Linked DNA regions of Mus musculus: region 1 is linked to region 2. A link is a contact called in ENCODE Hi-C or POLR2A ChIA-PET data. All regions are on one chromosome and are shown on one strand. Each heading gives the region's core, a stretch centred on a gene start or an enhancer-like site at or near the end of the contact. The rest is flanking DNA. Distances are from core to core; before and after follow the strand shown.

Region 1 (6,966 bases), core at 3,333-5,832, 370 kb after region 2:
AACCTGTAATATGAATTTCTGAAAACACAAATCAAAACTCATAAAAAATTGCATATGGTTAGGAGGGGGATGCTCATGGCATTCCCATGGATGATATCTATAGATCTTTAGGTGGAGAATTTCTGAGGTATGAGCCAAGTATGCTTAGTGGTAAAGGCACTTGTCATTAAGCCTGGGGAGATGAGTCTGAGAGAGAATCAACTCCCACAAGTTGTTCTCTGATCTTTCACATGTGCGAGTGCACACACACACACACACACACACACACACACACACATGCACACAAATAAATAAACAAAAGTAATAAAAAAAGAAAGGAAAACAAATGAAAGAATTTCTGGGATAGCCTCTGCCATCCATGCTGGGATATATCATGGTTGGTAGAGGGCCTGCCAAGCAGGCACCAGGCTCTGGGGTTTGTCCCCAGGAGAACAGGCACCAGGCTCTGGGGCTCGTCCCCAGGACTGTGTAAACCACAGTGTCTGTGATCTTAACAGTCTAGGAGATAGGGGTAGAAGGAGAAATCTCAGAAGTCTCCATAGTAATCACATAACACAAGTATGAAGTTGCCAAAGACTTAATTAAATTTTAAAAAGAAAGTTAAAGAACAGCCTCAGCTATAAGCACGTCCCAGGCCTGCCTGTGATATATGGGACCCTGTTTTAGAAAAGAGGAGGGACTGTGGAGGGTCAAATCGAGCTGTAGACTTAGGGCATGTAAGTATGGACTGGGGTTGGGTCACAGAGACAGAGTTACTTCCATTATGCTTGATGATAACATATGCAGTTTCCAGAATCATCATCTGTCCATCTTTCCTCTTTATTCATAATAACACCAATGCTAGGCACTATTTATTTATTTAGCATTAAGTACGTTACCACTGAGCTATATCTTGGGCCCTGTAGGCACTTCTTAACGAAAAAGCTACTGTGCTCCACACTTGAAATCCAAAGGATAGTCTATTGTGCCCTCAAAGAGTGTACAGGCTAACTAGAGAATACACAAAAGAACACATAGGTGGCCAGAGTACAATATGCATTATAAGAGATATTTGTACAGTAGATGTTAAGTGAAGGATGGGGACAGAACTGAATTATGCCTAGGATTTACCATCAGGGCGGGTAGGGAAAATTCTTAGAGAGGACAAGCAGGCTTTGTTTTGAAGGAATAATTGGGTTTAGCCTGGCTGTGCTCCAGTGTAGTAAATAGCATAGAGTGTGTGTTTGGGGACACAAAAGCCCTTCAGAATGACTTGAATGTAAAGTACGAGACATGGAGGAAGGCTGTGGGTAGAAATGAGATTGGGCAGCTAAGCATGGAGAAGACAGCGATTCCCAGGACAGATACCTGGTGGCTCAGCTTGTCGGCTTGAACACAGTGGTGAACTGTGGGATCACATGACCATCGAAGAGCCCAAAAAAAAGATAGAAAGAAGGAATAATCCACTAGACTAATTGAACAAGAACAACCAGTTCGTGAAAGACGGTTAGATTCAGGATCTTACCAGGTGTTTTAGGACTGATGTAACTCAGTTTTGCTGGGCTTGCCTAGCATTCGTCAACCCACAGAGCCAGTCTCTAAGCGTGTAAGGGTCCAGGGGGAGGTATCTTAAGGGGTAGCCCACAAACCCAGTCTCCATGTGGGTAAGGGTCCAGGGGAAGGTATCTTAAGGGGTAACTCACAGAGCCAGTCTCCAAGTAGGTAAGGGTCCAGGAGAAGAGGAATCTTAAGGGGTTTGGACTTTCTACTGAGGATAGTGGAGAACCACTCACTTGGATTTCTAACTATGGACTAGTGGTTATGATTATCTAAGATCTGTAGTGATGGTGGCCCAGAAAATGGTAACAGTCGGAGGTAGAAAGAAGAAATGGGCAGAGAGATATGAGGCTAGAAGTAAAGAGATGAAACAGATTAAAGCAGGGACAAAGGGTAAGACTCATGGATGTCATTAGTTACAAAAAGCAACTGTAAATAAAACACCTTCTACTGACTTACAAACAGATTATCTTTATGTCAAATTCAAACTTAAGTAAGGTATGTATTAAAAATATGTAGCGATCTTCATTTTTCCTTTAAAGAAATTTATCATTATTAATTATTATCATTACTATTATTATTCTACCTACTTCATGTGTAGGGCGTTGTGCTTGTACATATGTCTGTGTACCACAGGAATGCAGTGCTTGATGAAGCCAGAATAAGCCTATGAGATTTCCCCCTGGAGCTGGATTTAAAAGCTCTTATGAGCTACTATGTACTCATAACTGCTGAGCCATCTCTTCAGCACCATGATCTTCATTTTAAAAAGCCAATTATTTCTGCGTACCTGCAATATATTTGGGTAGGAGCCCTATGTTAGGCATTGTCTTAGTCTGCTTTGTATTACTATGATATAACACCACCCAAAGCCAGTTTAGGGTTTATTTCAACTCTCAATCCATCACAGGAACTCAAAACAGGAACCTGAAAGCAGGAACTGTTGCAGAGGTAAAGGAGAATTCCTACTTACTGGCCTATTCATCCTGGCTTGTTCAGTTTGCTTTCTTATATTCCCTGGGACCACCTGCCCAGGAATGACACTTTTCACAGTGTACTGGGTCCTTCCATTAATTAATTCCATCAATTATCAATCAACCAAGAAAATGTCCCATAAGCTTGCCTACAGGGTAATTTGATGGGGGATTTTTAAAAACTAAAGTTCCCTTTCAGACGACTCTAACTTGCATGAAGTTTTGCCAAACAAAACAAAACAAACCCACATAAAACAAAGCAAAACAGATAAAAAACCTAACCAACACAAGCATCTTCTTCAGTCTTTCATCCTCTTATTTTTTGTAGTGGGGTCTCAGTGAGTCCAGAGCTCTCCTTTTCTGCTAGAATGGCTGGCCAGGGTGAGCCAATGGTGAGCCAAGGGTTCTGCTTGCCCTCTATCCCCCTCTCTCACCTTAGTACTGGAATTTGAGAAATAAGTCTGCCCCTGGTTTTAGTTTATTTTACAATCTTTGATATAGTTGAGATTTTTCTTTTGGCAATCTTGGAGCTACATTTCTGTGGTTGCTGTAAATTACTTCCTTTCTTGGTTTTCCTTCCTCTTTTTTAGTTTCCCTAATTTTACTTACTGTCTTACGAATTTGAAATGTGTTCAGTGGAAGGTAGCTTTTTCATCAAGTCATTTGGGTCGTCTCTGAATGCCTGACCCTTCCCTTACCATTTTTTTGTGGTGATATGGATTGAACCCAGGGCCTCACATGCTAGGCAAGTATTCTACCGTGGACTTAGTTATAGCCCATCTCTCTCTGAAACAGGATATTACTAACTGACCATGCTGGTCTTGAACATGCAGCTTCCCGAGTAGCTAGAATTACAAGCACGAGGCACCAGGTCCAGTTTGAATTCCTGAAACCTGTCTTCTCTGGGAATCTTCTAGACAGAGCCCAGTGGTCAGAGTACAATATGAGGAGTTGTTTCTCTCCTTGAAACATGCTGGGCTTCAGGATGGGCTGCAAGAACCCTCACTGGCTGAACTATCTTGCCAGCCCCTTATTTTGTTTTCATATTAACCTCTTTTTTCTAGTAAAGGAGATGTTTGCTCTCAAATTTGCATAGGAATGTAATATTTAATTTAAAAAGATGACCCACATATGACCTTATAAGGACAGTAAAATTAAACAACCGGAAAGATAAAGCGGGCCAGTTGGCTCAGTTCTATAAAACCAGCCCACAAGGATTGTCACTATTCTTAGGCTTGCGCGGGCTACATGATGAGTTCCAGGACTGCCTGGTTACAGACCGAGACTCTCTCAAGAGTCCAGATAAACAACAACAAAGGGGGCGAGGTGGAAATACAGGGGCTGTAAGAAGTAAATATGATATCTGCATGGGAGGCTAGCCAGAGAAGAAAAAATTTTCTTCCGTGGTTCAATCCTCCAAGGGCTGAACAGGAAGTTGACGCAGGCAGGTGAGGAGCACGAGCCTAGATGGGCTGCGGTGCCACCCTTAATCCCCACAAGCGAGTTCCTCCGCAATTCGCCTGTCCCACTCTCAACTTTTCTTCAACTGACTCTTTGCTGTGGTCCCTCGCTGTGGCAGTGGAAACAACTACCACTGCGAGGTAGGGAATGTCATGAGGGGCTACCTGCAGCCCTTGGCTTGCAGGGATGCAGGGATGCGGTCGGAACCTGAGGCCCCGCCCTTCTCTTGCCCCACGCCATTAGGCCACGCCCCTACCCAGCACTCCTTCAACCACCCCCTTCCCCGGCGCCTCATGAGGTCCCGCCCCTCTCAACCCTAGCTCTTGAGGCCTCCCCTTCACAGCCGCCCCGGCGTTCCTTGACTTGAGGCCACGTCCCTCTGCTCCTTCATTCCCAAGACCCTACGCTTTGCGAGTCCTCCCTGTCCTGCTGCCTAGGACCCCGCCCCTCTCAGCCCTTCTGCCCCAAGACCCCGCCCCTTAGGCTGTTCCCGCCCACTGGCCAATGAAGACCCGCCCTTTCTTTAGCCGCCCCGCCCCGGTCCCACAAAATCCCGCCTCCGGCCCCGCCTCCCGCCCCCTTGGGCGCTCCGTAGCAGTGACGTGCGCAGGCTGGGCACTCTGCAGGGCTCTCTGGCCGGCGGGTGGAGACCGATCCGGGATCTGTCCCAGCAGGAAGCGTATCCCGGCCGCCGTCGTGCTGTCGTCTCCGGTGCTCGCTCTCGGCCGCGGTGTCGCGCTTGCCCTTCGCGCCCGCAGCCCGGCAGCCTCTCCACGGCCGCGACCCCTCGCGCACCTGCCTCGCCGGGTGAGTGTGGGCGCCTGCCCGCCTGCCTGTCCTCACCGCCTTGGCCTCTGCTCTGCCCGGCGCGGACTGGAGCTCTGGCTTCCCCTTCCCGGGCCAGCGGGGCTCCTGTCACCTGACGAGTCCCACCCGACACTGCAAGATAGTTTTATTTTCTCCTTTCGAAACACAGTGAAAAAGCTACACAGTCTAGTTTGTTGTCAGAGTAAAGATCAATTGATACCATTAATAATTTAGCTGTGTCGAAGAAGACCATGGTAGCATACTATAAAGCTGGAATTTTAGTTCCTAAGCGTTCTAGTATTTTGAGTGTGAGTTTTACGGATGTGTTGCTGAAAATAACTTTGTTATTTAATTCCAAATCGTCTTAAACTAATTAAAACGTGCTAGCTGTGGATTGTATTTTAAAATAGGAAATAATTTGATAAGGCCATTCTTAGATAATCTATGTCAGGAACTTTTACACAAAGATACATTTTATCCGGCATAAAGTATGTAGGGCAGAGCTGTTTAAATCCCAATGTGGAGATACTGCTGGAGCGCTACACAAACGCTGCTCCGATTTCATATGTGTTGAATAAAACTTTAGTTTGCTCTCGTGTTACAGTTGCAGGATTTTCGAATATAGTTAGTCAGCTTGAGACTTTTAACAGCCTTTGAGGCTCGGCTGTAACACCATAAAATCTGAGTCTTGAGCTTGGTGGTGGTCATGGTCCAAAGGTTGGCTGCGGAACAGCAGCATTTCTGTACAAATTAACTCGACTTCAAGACATCTTGGCTTGTGGTTTTCCAACTGGGAAATGTTTAGTGAAAAAAAAATTACCTTAGTGCTCTCTAGCATTAATTTTAGAAATGGCCACAAATGCTACAAGGGGGACAGAGGAAGCCCAGAAACAATGTAGTTCTTCAGAACAGCTCATTGACTTTTAAATGTCTGCCCATTTTCTGTGTTTGCAGTTGCACAGGAGTAAACAGGCACAGTGATAAATAGAAGTCATTTTAGTCTGATGCTCGTCGGCCTGTAGTGTTTTTATTTCGTGTGTGTGATCTGTTACCCATTTTTTTCCCTCTTCCTTTCAAGTTTTGTATTTGTTTTCAAAAGTTACTTGTAAAAGGCAGGGACAGAATACAACCCTTAAGAAAAGAGTATTGCGATTATACAGTTAAAAAGCCGTGGAGTATAGATTTTACATATGGTCTTTAGTACCTAGACACATGAGCAAGAAAAAGTGAACAACTATGATTTTTCATAGAAGCTACAACATATTAAAAACAAAGATGCAAATTATAGTCCATGGGACTTGTCCGAAAGGGATTTTCCCTTGTTTACACGATCAAATTTTAAAATAACAGTGGCCAGGAAATCGGAGAGAAGCCGAAGGCTCCTCGCTCATCCTGTTGTGACTTTGCCTGGCGTCTGTGGTGGATCACTTATTGTTTAGACAACTGGACTGTATCTGGGTTTTGAAAGGCCTTTAGATGGTTTTAAAGATTTCCACCATGCAAGGTCTGAATAAATCCATAAGAACTCCACATAAAAAACCATTCTCTAGTTTTTAACTTTCTCTTGGTATTCAAAACTCCACTTAGGGTACAGGATTGGGAGTGTAACTCAGTGGGTAAAGACCTTGCCTTGTGTGTGTGTGTGCGCGCGCGTGTGTGTGTGTGTGTGTGTGTGTGTGTGTGTGTGTGTGTGTGAGGCCCTGGGTACTGGAGTTTCATTTATATTATTATATATATTATATTAGAACATCTTATTTAAACATTGCAATTTGAAAAACACATTGCAATTTGAATAAATCTCACACAGTATAATGGTGATTCCCAGAAAGAGATACTTTGTTAACAGTTTATGAGCTGGCGATTTAGTAGTGATGTGACACACAAAAAAAACCCCTAAAGGTTTGATTTACAAAATAATATTCCAGGTTGACAGCCTTTCCTTTTATAGAGGAGAAAACAGAGGCTCAGAGAATGAATACTTGCTTGTAGCTTTGGAGGGGCAAAGTCCAGACTCTGAGTACACATGGAAGTCTCTGACAACAAAGCCTCTCTCCTCCTTTGCCCAGAAGTTGTCTTGATTTCGGTTTACTTGGTGAACTATTGAGAGCCCTTTGTAGGCCTGATCTGGAGATTAGGAGTCGGTACCCTAGGTAAACTGTGATAGGCCATGCATGGAGTCTAGAACGAA
Region 2 (7,027 bases), core at 166-2,665:
AATGCAGTGATTACTGCACCAACACAAATCAAAATGTTTCCCTCAGTAGAGTGTTTCTATCACATCTAAGTAGGATATTCCAAAAAAAAAAAAGTAATGCCAGTGAAATCGTTTATAGCTAGTTTCCAACTTATTTCGTGTGGAATCATTGATATGCATATTTTAAAAATCAAGCAGGAGGAATTAGGACCACTGTGGGGCATAATTAGAAATGAATACCGCCTAAAAACAAACCAGAACTGAAGTTTCATGCCTTTAACTATATCGTGGCCAACAACTAAAAATATCTAATTAGCTCAAAATCAAAGTTACTTGTGTGCGCTCTGTATGACTTAATTTCTTCACAGAAGAATCAATACCTTTATTGACTCCGGGTCCTACACCCAACCAATTTGTTAATCTCTGTGTCCCAGAATAACCCCCGCCCAAATAACAACAGTCTGCCCCTGTGAGTTGCCTCAGAGTTAAACACGTAAATCTAACTCTTTTTCCTCTTATCTCCTCCTAAAAGACATTCACTCTACCTCTCGGAAACCCACGCAAAGCGCCTCCAAAAAAAGTCTCGTCCACCCGACATTCTAGCTGTATTCATTCCATTTCCAGCCAGGTAAACCGAGAGCCAAAGGAAGCGAGCCCACAAAACTGCAAACTCAGAAAAGCCACAGAAGAAACCGAGAAGGCACCAGAGGGCGGGGCCCGCCTGTCACCTTCTGGGAGCCGGGGGATCACTGCCACGCCCCTCCCTCACCTCGATCTCACGGATGTTGTTGGAGGTGACGAAGATGCCGATGCCGATGGGGATGAAGATGAGGCCGATGATGAAGAAGGTGGGCAGCACCGTGCCGGCCGTGAGGATGGGCTGCCAGGCGGGTAGCCGTTGCTGTTTGAAGGCCGTGTTATCCGGCCTCCGGGTCTTGGCGGCGCCCCCGGGAGGACCCGCGGGCCCGCCGTCCACCTCATCCTTCGCGCTATAGTTCATCGCCATCGGCCCCCGGGCTTCGGCTCGGCCACGTCCAGCTGGGCCGCCCAGGGGACTTGCGTGCCGCCGACCCTGACAGGAGACGCGCAGTCACCGCTGCCGCTACCGCCTCCGCCACCCGCGCCGCCACCGGGGAGGCGGAAGAGGCGGGACACGCTTCTGCGGCCGGCCGCTGACCGGAAGCGGGCGTCTTTAGGAGACGCCCCAGGGAGGGAGAGAGAGGAAATGGGGAGATGATTGAGGGACGAGGGGAGGGGAGGGGGAGGAGGATGGAAGGGGGAGGAAAAAGACGGACGCACCCTGATCATCTGCCCTGTGACGACAAAGTGAGGGCTTTAGGCCGGGCGCGCGGCTACGTGAGCGCATGCGCGGCCCGGAGCGACGTCTGCGCACTAGGACGGTAGCGTCTTCGCTTCCCCGGGAGGACGCTTCTGTTGGCGCACACTTCCTGTTGTGGTTATCATGGAGACTTCTGGAGCCGTCAGGTCGGACTCGGTGACCTGGGCTACCTGTAATTTCGGCGCCGGGTTGACTTTTCTTATGACGCCTACGCCTCTTCTGAAGGGAGTTGTAGCGTCCTGGAGTCCACATGTTTAAAAGGATGCAGATCCCTATTGAATTTTAACTCGCCACTCAGTGTGCCTCTATGAATTTAAGTGAGGTATAACATGCGACCCATTTGATATAATAATAATAATAATGATGATGATGATGATGATGCAACCTAGTTTAGCCCTAATCCCTCGCTTCTGATCGATTTTCATTTATTTTTCTGTCTACTTCACATTGGTTTGGGAAGGTTATTGTAAAACATGACAGTGATTCTTTTTTTTTAAACTTGGTAATCAAAAACCAGAACATAATACCACTTGTTTAAAAAGGGGTATTAGTTTTAACCTGCCAAGGAAATTCTCGTTGAGACTATGTGTAATGTCAGCCCTTGAAAGGTAAAGGCAGAGTAATTGAAATTACAAGGCCAGTCTGAGCTACTTAAGAGGCCAGCAGGAAATCCATAGAGAACCTGTCTCAATAAATAAACAATAATTAGTAACTCAAAGACACCAAAGCAGTACAGAGAATACAAAGTGTAGAATTCAACTATAAAGCGTAAGATGCTAACCTCCATTGATTGACTGTAGGCAGGATTTTTTCTTTTCTATATTTTACAAATTTTCTTTTATAAGTGTGTAATTTTGCAAATTTACAAAAAAAATGATTATATAGCATCTACATTTTGAAATTGTGTTTGAAATCCAGACTATCTGACAGTACCTACTTTTAAAAAGTCTTTGTCTACAGTTTTGACTTGCTCCAGTATGTTCTTCTGTGATCTTGGATTTCCCGGCCCCGGGTTTTCCAGACAGGGTTTCTCTGTGTAGACCAGGCTCCCCTCAAACTTGTATAAATCCTCTTGCCTCCTGGGTGTTGTAATTAAAGGCCTGGGCCACCACAGCCTAGCTGATCTCAAATTCTTAAGGCCTCTAGAATCCTTAGGTTTGTATCTTGCTTTAGCAGCCTAAGTTTACCTTCAACCCCATTCAAATGGAAAAGAGTCTGTCATAGAGAGGCTTAGCCTGTTGTCTTAAACGTTCTGTTGGGTAAAATGTTCATCACAGTGTTGGGGATAATCATGGAGTCCTTTTTCTTTCTTTTTCCCCACTCCTGTTTAGATTATCACAGTTAGATGTGTTAGTTCCTTTATTTCTACTCTAGAACTCGGTTTAAATAGTGCTACAACTGAACCTTCAACATACAATTGAAAATATTCAGGGGAAAAAATTGCTTCTGAGCTAGTAAACACGGAGACAATTTCTCATCATTATCTTTTAAGTGGTTATTTCCATTGTACTAAGCAGTATAAATAATATAATCAGGAGACAGTTTGAAGGGTGTGGGGGAGATACATAGGTCATTTACAAGAGCTGCATTTTGTATAAGAGATTTGAGCACCTGAGGTTGTATCCACAAGTTTCTGGGACCTCTCCAGGATGCTGCAAGACACCTTAGTTTGCTTTAAAGCTTTGTTGCTGTTGTTGCAGGAGCAGTGATCTGATGGTTCTTGGTGTGCTTACCTACTTCCTGTTTCCTTTGGTTTGCTCAGAGCAAAGATTAACTGTCTCAGTTTTACTAAAAACTTCACTGGGGACTGGGTGATGATTACACACATTTCCTCCCAGCACTCCAGAGGCGGAGGCAGACAGATTTCTGTGAATTCAAGGCCAGTCTGGTCTATGTGAATTCCAGGACAGCCAGAGCTACACAATAAGTCCTTGTCTCAAAAGGTATCCTTTTTGTTTGTTTGTTTATTTGTTTTTGTTTTTGTTTTTCGAGACAGGTTTTCTCTGTGTAGCCCTGGCTGTCCTGGAACTTACTCTGTAGACCAGGCTGGCCTCGAACTCAGAAATCTGCCTGCCTCTGCCTCCTGAGTGCTGGGATTAAAGGTGTGCACCACCACACCCAGCCTTGTGTGACATTTCTTAATGCTATCAGATCAATAATCTGAAATGTATGTTTCATATAGTTTTCATTTTTTAGTTCAGTTACTACATTATGCCACTATGTCAGAAAGGAAGAAGAAGGAGAAGGAGAAGGAGAAGAAGAAGAACTTTGATAAATTAAGGAATGGAGAAAAGAAACCTAAAACAGTTGTTTTACTATTTGGCCAAAGTTCACACAGGTTTGTATGTCAGGCTCCTTCAGTACCTCAAGCTGCTTTAGTTCTCTATCATCTAAGCATACCCAAGGGTTTGTTTGAGTCTACAGCTTAATATTGCCTAGGAAAGTTAAACCTGAGAGCCACAGTTCTTAGAACATACCCTCACCCAAGACGTAGTTTCTTTGTGTAGCCCTGGCTGTCCTGAAACTCTGTGGATCAGGCTCTAAAAATTCAGAGATTAATCTGCCTCAATCTCCTGAGTTCTGGGATTAAGATGTGCTGAGAGAAAGTCCTTAATAATTTGAATACTTTTCAGTATCCTTTTGTTCCACTCCCATTCAGTTAGAGACTTCAGTGGAATAATATTTAAGGCACACCTAATGATTTTTAGAAGGGCCATGTAGACTTTGTGTGATACATTTAGTCTCCTAAATTATTTATTACACCAGAGAGTCATCTAAACTGGGTTTTAAAACTAAAAAAATTAAACATTAATCTTTTGTTAGCCAAGTGGTGGTAGCCTATGTCTTTCAGGATAGCCAGGACTACACAGAAAAACCCTGCCTGGAAAAATAAAAACAAAAAACAAGCAAACCTCCTCGGTAGCTGGTCATGATGATGCACACTCAAAAATCCAGCACTTGAGAGGCAGGGGCAGGAAACCAACGTCAGCCTGACTGCATGGAATCTTGACTTAAAAATAAGAACAAAAACAAACAAAAGAAACCCTTTCCCTGGTTTTCCCGTAGAGTGCTTATTAACTCTTAAAGTTGAACATTTAAGAGACCTTTCATCCTCACACTGAGTGAGAGTTCGTCTGATTGGCCTGAAGTCACTGCTGTTGCGGGCTCTTGTGTAACCAGTCAACAATCAGAAGTACTAGTCAAACAAGATATTTCAAGGAAGGACAATGACACCAACTTCCAGAAATTCGAGGAGACAGCCTACTAACTTAGTTTTAAGAATAAGGTTTCATTTCTCTAAATGAAAGAATATACCCCCAGTGGGACCTCAGAATCCACATCTTCTGTTGCTTAGGGTCTCTCAGTTAATTATATCCCCAAGGGCTCATCAATTATAGATAAAAGCTTAGCCTCAAAAATAGTGCCATCTCTAGGTTGACAGCCAGCTGACATCTGTTACAGGCATAACAGAGAAATTAATTATTTAAAGGAGAGTGGGATGGGAAAAGAAAGAGGCTTAGCTTATTCTATGAAAATCATAGGGGCAGAAAAAAATCATACCTTTAAAAATGTTCTCTCACGGCAGACCAGTTTTTGACGTAAACTTAACATTTTTTCCATTTTGATATGTTTTAGATTGTTAGACGTCCTAACAGTGGGAAGTATATATTTTTTTGGTTGAGTTACTGTTTCCTCTGAAATTATTTTAAAATAACTCCTAATTCATCTGAGCTCAAGGGGACCTCCACCTACCTCCACCCCTGCCCTTACCATCTAGTACTGAAAGATACCTACTTCCATCTATCTGTCTTACTAGATAGAGCTCAAGACCAGAGACTTTTCTTCATTTCTAAAGGTCCAACACTTGGCAAAAGGCTTAGGACATAAAACAGAGTCAATCTGGAGTTTACCTGGTGACTCTCAGTGGATTCACATTTTGGTGGAAGAGACCACTTGGCAACCAACCATGGAAACCGTGAGGTCTTTGCTCTATGAGTCTACAGGGGTTGTATGAGGCCCTTCTATGATGTCAAACACTAAGCTGTAGGGAAGAGAGTCCCCATTCAAGAGAAAATAGAATGCTAACCAAAGGAGACTTATGCTACATGCATTAACACTCTACATTACCCTGGGTGACCAAGTTGTTCTTAAGCATGGGTGTAGCAGGTTATATCACCATAGCAACAAATGTCTCCAGTGCTTTGAATTTGGGTGAGAATTGTTAACTGTGGTGGTTTGAGTGAGAAGACCCCCATGGGCTCATATATATTGGATGCTTGGTAACCAGGAAGTGGAACTGTTGGAAAATATTAGGAAGCGTGGCCTCCTTGGAGTAGCTGTGGGACTGGAGGAGGTATGTCACTGGAAGAAGCCCTTGAGATTTCAAAAGCCGACACCAGGCCCAGTCCTTCATGCAGATCAGGATGTAACTCTTAGCTACTCCTCCAGCCTGGCTGCATGTGGCTGCCATATACCTGCTTTCATTTGGAAGAGTTGTCGTGGTCATGGTGCCTTGTAACAGCATAAGAACAGTAATATATACATTAACTTATATAGTTCATTTGTCCTACTCCTGCTGGGATCAGTGTTCCATGTGAACCCTAATGCCTGGCCCCTTTGAATGAGCACAGTCTGGAAGCCCGCCTGCCGTGGGCCTCTGGTCCTTACAGACAACATATCTTCCTTTAGAATCAGTGGTCTAGATCTAAAACTTTTCATGGGCACACATTTCTGGTAAGAAAGCACTGAATACACTCACCAGGATCCTTTAGTGAAGAAGACATAGAACCCATTGTCTAAGGTGCTCATACTCAAAGAGCCATTTTGAGAGTTAAAAGCAGGTCACTGGTTGCCTATAAAGCACATGGGACTTGAGTTAATATATGGCTTCCTGCAAAAGACATGTAAGAACCATTTATAAAGAGCAAAAAGAGAGGGAAAGGGGGTTGGGGAAGAGATCTAAAAATTGGGAAGATCAGGAACTTGAATGAAGGGGAGGTCAGGCCTCATCTTAGCAGGGATTGCCATTTCAAGACATTATCCAAAGTGTGGTGTGAGGCTCAGTGATGGAATACTTGCTAAACATGTATGAGACCCAGGTTCAACCTCTAACACATTTTAAAAAAAATGTATCCAGTATCTTGCTTGTGGAGCTGGTGGAGCCCTGTGCTCAATTTCTTGAATTCACAGCAATGAGTATGTAAGCCTTTTAAGAAGTGTATAAACGGGACATAAGTTTTTACAGCAGTACCAGTTGCTATAGCTTCAATCTGTAATGTCCCTCAAAGTCCAATGTATTGAAGGCCAGATCCTAGTTCATGGTGTTACTCGGGTGGGGAAGGGGGAGTAGTAAAACCATAAAAGATGGAGCCTAGAGAGGACGTTCTAGCAATGAGAGTATCTCAGTAGTTCTACTGCTGTGATGAGATACCATGACCAAGGCAATTTATAAAGGGAAGCATTTAATTAGGGCTTGCTTCCAGTTTCAGAGGTGAGTCTATGAACACTAGTCAAGCAGGCAGACAGGCAGGCATGACTTTAGAGCAGTAGCTGAGAGCTCACATTAGTTCTGCAAGTTGCAGGCAGAGCAAGAGACAGGACCTGGTGTGGTCCTTTCATCACCTCAAAGGCCACCATCAGTGACACATCTCTTCCAAGGCCACACCTCCTCCAATAAGGCCATACGTCTTAATCCTCCCTAATAGTCTA

Evidence for each region. A loop is a pair of places that touch in the nucleus more often than their neighbours do. ChIA-PET counts read pairs that join two places held with the same protein, here RNA polymerase II (POLR2A).
Region 1: a loop to region 2 is called in a map of heart, with 2.2 times the contacts of the local background. The contact joins the promoter of Myo6 here to the promoter of 4930429F24Rik in region 2. A Hi-C loop is called at or near these places in 1 of 37 maps with a recorded cell type or tissue (heart). POLR2A ChIA-PET finds 5 or more read pairs at or near these places in 1 of 5 experiments (Patski).

Annotation. Positions count from the first base shown.
Region 1 is chr9:80,160,452-80,167,417 of GRCm38, forward strand. Myo6 (myosin VI) reads left to right here and starts at 4,583. Exons shown (of 33, transcript NM_001039546.2): 1 at 4,583-4,778.
Region 2 is chr9:79,792,226-79,799,252 of GRCm38, forward strand. 4930429F24Rik (RIKEN cDNA 4930429F24 gene) reads left to right here and starts at 1,416. Exons shown (of 3, transcript NR_040734.1): 1 at 1,416-1,640; 2 at 3,515-3,660. It overlaps Tmem30a (transmembrane protein 30A), which reads right to left and starts at 1,205. Exons shown (of 7, transcript NM_133718.4): 1 at 749-1,205. The coding sequence starts at 985.